Linked DNA regions of Homo sapiens: region 2 is linked to region 1. Evidence: read pairs that join two places in POLR2A ChIA-PET (ENCODE). Cell type or tissue: PC-9. All regions are shown on one strand.

Region 1 (2,500 bases):
GAACCAGTCTTGTACACTTTGAATGAATTCCATTTGTTATGGCCTATATATAATTCTTTTTATACATTGTTGGATCTAATTTGCTAATATTTTGTTGAGAATTTTTGCATCTATATTAACTGACATTGGCATGTGGTTTTCTTTTCTGATAATGTCTTCATTCATTTTCATATTAGGGTAATACTGACCTCATATAATAAGTTAGGAAGTATTTTCTCTGCCTCTAACATGGCAGAGATTGTTGAGAATTGATATCATTTTTTGGTTAAACATTGTCAGAATTACCAGAGCTTTAGTTTTAGAATAATTTTGTTTTTTTCTATGTCAGAGAGTTATTAGTAATTGACTCAATATTTCTAGTGGCTATGGACCCATTTACATTACCTGTTTCTTCTTGTGTGAGTTTTGATACATTGAGTCATTCAAGAAATTGGTCCATTTAATCTAAATCATTAAATTTGTGTGCATAAAGTTGTTTCTAAAATTTCATTATTACCCTTGTAATACTTGCAGGATTAGTAGTGATGTCCCATCTTTCATTTCAGGTAGAGGTTGATCAATGTTATTGATATTTTGAAAGAATCAGCTTTGGGATTCATTGATTTTCTATATTGATTTCCTGTTTTCAATTTCATTATTTTTACTCTAGTTGTTATTATACCTATTCTTTATCTTGCTAAGGATTGAATTGCTCCTTCTCTAGTTTCATACTATTTGGATTTCTTCTAGTATGCATTTAAGACTATATATTTTCCTCTAAAAGCTGTTTTTTCTGCATTCCACAGATTTTGGTATGTTGCATTTTCATTTAGTACAAAATATCTTTAAATTGTTCTTGAGACTTCTTTGACCCATGCATAATTTTAAAGTATTTTTGTTAAATTTCCAAATATTTGTAGATTTCCCAGCTATCTTGCAGCTAACAATTTTTAGTTTAATTACATCGTGGTCTAAGAGCATATTTCCTATGATTTCTGTTTTTTAATATGTCACATCATATTTTATGATTTAGCCCAGAGTACGGTCTATCTAGATTAATGTTCTATGTGTACTTGAGAAGGTGTGGTTCCTATTATTTATGGAGATTTCTATAAATGTCAATTAGACCAAGTTGATTGATAGTGCTATTTAGGCCAACCATATTCTTACTGGTTTTCTGCTTGCTTATCTATCAGTTAATGGAATAAGAAATGTTGAAGTCTTCAACTATATAGTGGATTTGTCTATTTCTCCTGTCAATTCTATTTGTTTTTTTGTGGGATTTTTTTTTTGCTTCAAATATTTTAATGCTCTGTTTTTAAATACAAACATCGTAAAACTTTTAAGTTCATCTTCTTGGATAATTGACCCTTTATAAGTATAAAATGCCTCTCATTCTTGATAGTTTTTCTAGTTATGAAGTTGGCTTCATCTGAAATTAATATAACTATTCCAGATTTCTTTTGATTAGCGTTATCATTATGTGATTTTCTCCATCTCTTCACTTTTAACCTTAGTCTTTATATTGTCCATATGCTGTAATCTTCCAGTAAATTCTTACTAGTATCACTTTAAACAAACAATTGTCTTCAAATAAATTTAGAATAAGAAACATAAACTAATTTATTTTACCTTCATTTATTCTTTCTCTGAAAATCTTGCTTTCTTTATGTAGATCTGAGTTTTCATTCTGGGTTTCATTTTTATTCTCCCTGGAGAACTTTTTTATTTTTAACATTTATTGCAGGGAAAGTCTGCTAACAATAAATTTCTACAGTTTTTTTGTTTTTTATCTTTGTAAGTCTTTATTTCTTTGTCACTTTTGAAGAATCATTTTCTAGGTATAGTATTCTATGCTGGCATTTTTTTCCTTTCAACACATTGAAGATTTCATGTTACTCTTATTGCTAGTATAGTTTCTGCTGAGAATCTCTCTGTATTTCCTTGTTCCTCTACAGGTAGGGAGTGTTTTCCAACCCCATCTTTCCACCCTTACTCCTGGTTTCCTTCAAGATGTTTTTCTGCCTTTGACTTTCTGCAGTTTCAAATGATATTCCTGGAGTTATGTGGTGGGTTTTTTGGCTATTTTTTTTTTCTTCTTGATGTTCTCTGAGCTTCCTAAACCTGTGGTTTATTGTTAGCAATTAAGCTTGGAAATTTTTCAGACATTGTTTAAGTTATTTCCCCTGCTTTATTGTTCTTTCTTTCTTGTCCTTCTGGTTTTCTAAATACCTGTATGTTAAAAATAAATACCTGTATGTTAGTTATATCTTTTGACATTTTCTCACAGTTGTTTAATACCATTTTTTTTCATTATGTTTTCCCTTTGCAAATCAGTTTGGGAAGTTGTATTGACCTATCTTCAAGGTCACTGATTTTCTTTCCTCAGCTTTGTCCAGTCTACTAATGAGCCCATCAAAGACATTGTTCTTTATGTTATAGTGTGTCTGACTTTTAACATTAATTTTTAAATTCTTTTTTGGCATATTCATGTCTCTGCTTACAAAACACATCTTTTCTT
Region 2 (2,500 bases), 180 kb after region 1:
ACTGAGCTGAGCTGTGTTTCCTTTTCAGTAACTAATTGCACACATGCTGCAATACAGAGAAAAACATTATAAATCAATTAGGCTATTACAGCAACATTGTGCTCTGTAACTAGAGAACTAGGCCTTGTGTTGCATAGTGGGAGACAGGAGCACCTGATTCTCCTTGCAATGGCCTTGGATAATTACTTACATCGTTGCATTTGATTGTCTCACCTCCAATGCAGGTTTCCAGGAAGATTTGTTTACTGATCTTTCTTAAGGGATTTGATTTCCTGGATTGGCAGGTGTCATGTTGCTGGAGGAAGACAGTGGCTTAAAAGTATTATTGAATAAAACACACATGTAAGTGTTTGATGCTCATGCTGTCTTCAACAGTCAAGGTCAGAGCTTAGTTGGTGCTTTGGGCCAGAGTTACAGGAGCAAGGGGAATGTGAAACCATGAAGTAGCTGTGGAGTTGGCAATGTCCCCAAATGCCCAAGGCTTAGGAGACATTTATATGGGCATAATAGAAATCAGATGAGCTGGATTTTGGGGAGGTGGAGAGAGGGAGAGTGGAGAGAGGGGACTGTAAAAGGTACTTAGTATTCTCTATTTCTCCTCCTTGCTGTCTTTGTTTTAACTTTCATGGGAAGTGAACTTATAGAGAAACTTATAAGTGAACTCGAATGTGCTTCTGGAGATAAATCTTTCACATTTTTACAGTCCACAGAGGAGGGGGTAGGCAAGAGAAAGAGGCCAGAGTTTTACTAAAGATAAAGGAAATGTTGTAAAAGAAGGTAAATATGGATTTTAGAAGAAGCCTCTAATACAATTGTTGGATAGTCAACGAGTTTGTTGGAAATTTGCAAAGCTCATCTGGATAATTTGGATGAGAATGTTGCCATCAGGACTAATGTTATTTGAAAGGGAATGCAGACATGTTGTGATCAACTTTTCTCTAATTATGCCATGTGTTAATTTTGTCTTGTCACACAGTTGTCCTCAATCCTGGCTGCACATTAAGTGATGTGGGAAGCTTCATAAATAGAGCAATGTTCCTAGGATCTCTGGAGGTGGGACTTAGGCATTGGCATTCTTTAAAATTTCTCCAGATCATTCTCTTATGCAGTAGTGTTAAGAGCAGAGAACTATAACCAAGATCTTGAAATCAGGAACTTCGATACATACATAAATTATCCCATTGAGCCCCTGGATGTTCATATGTATTATCTCTGTTTAATATTCACAGTTTGTCTCCATGAGGTCATACAGCTGCTTGAGGTTGCTCGGAGAGTAAGAAGCAGAATGAGAACTAGAACAGAAGCTCACTTTGGCCTGAAGGCTCATGTGCTGAGCATCTTCCCTTGTCTGTCTCCACCCCTAGCCTGGTGCCCAGCATGTAGAAGACCTTCAGTAAGTACCAGGTTGCTGACTAAGTAACTGAGGAAATGACTCACAATTGGACCATTCCCATGCTGAAATTCCACAAGAATCTTGTTATCGCCTGCACATTGCTTAGGCAAACATAATTCTAGACAAAAATGGAACCCCAGAAATCTCAGTCAACATCCCTCACTCAAAGCCTAGCACCTGGCTTCCTTCTAACAGTGCCCTCTGTTGAGTGTTCACCTGGGATTTCCAGGACTGCAGCTGCTGTCTCTTTATAAACCCAGGCCTGGGTCACAGGGTGGGGAGAAAACAATGAGTGTTTTGGTTGTTTGGTGATATCCGGTGCCACTTTGTGCCGCTTGTTGCAAATTCAGTCCCATTTCCTGTGAACTGCCTCCTTGGGCTTGACTCCCCAGCACCATACAGGGGCTTCAGGGACACTTGGAAAACAATCTGTGCTCTGACCTCGGTGTCCCTGGACCTATCAATTGCCTAAGGCAGGGAGACTGCTCATACTTCAAGTAGTGGCCTGGGGACAAGATGGATCAGGAAGTAGAAAATAGAAAAGGATGGGGGTGAGGAGCCAGGGCAGGAGAGGAAGGTTATAAGGAGGAACAATGAGAGATGGACAGCTTTTTATTCTCTACAGAATGGGCTGTTTCCTAGACGTCACGGGATCATCATGTGGTGGAGATTGCAAGAGGCCAGTTTGGGGGTGAGGAGGGATTGCCGAGTACATATTTTATCACTGTGATGTGACTCAAGGGCGTCATTCCCTGTAAACAACTTTTGAGTAGGAGGGTTTTCTCTGGATAAGAAATTAACCAGTTAGCAGTCAAGAAATGGCAAAAGCTCAAGTAACAATTCTGTATACTTAACAAAATACTGTTAAACTCATTCATTCATTCGTTCAGCAGAAGTATGTCCAGGTACATCTCTGTACAAGGCATTGGGCTGATTGTCAGTTATATAGCAGCCTCCAAGAACAACATCATATTCGACCCCAGGAACTATAGTCCAGTGGGAAACACAGACATTGAACAAAAAGTACAATGTGAAGAATATAGTAGGAGGAAAGAAACAGGAGCATGCATTATGTCATTTATTATTATTTTTATTTGAGACAGAGTC

What was found. ChIA-PET counts read pairs that join two places held together with the same protein. Peaks named below come from ENCODE experiments on the same cell type or tissue, not always from the same donor. Only the 100,000 strongest peaks of a DNase experiment are listed, where the experiment ranks them.
Region 2: POLR2A ChIA-PET joins it to region 1 with 7 read pairs; 3 of 35 experiments call an interaction of 5 or more read pairs at or near these places.

The regions. Positions count from the first base shown.
Region 1 is chr11:128,001,620-128,004,119 of GRCh38, forward strand. No RefSeq gene overlaps it. Among named protein-coding and RNA genes, the nearest start is that of LINC02725, 93 kb to the right of the region's middle. In PC-9, no CTCF peak of the experiment used is centred here; no DNase peak of the experiment used is centred here.
Region 2 is chr11:128,179,231-128,181,730 of GRCh38, forward strand. It overlaps LINC02725 (long intergenic non-protein coding RNA 2725), which reads left to right. Exons shown (of 6, transcript NR_183639.1): 5 at 1,230-1,393. Among named protein-coding and RNA genes, the nearest start is that of LINC02098, 28 kb to the right of the region's middle. In PC-9, no CTCF peak of the experiment used is centred here; a DNase peak (open chromatin) is centred at 1,441; H3K27ac peaks cover 533 bases.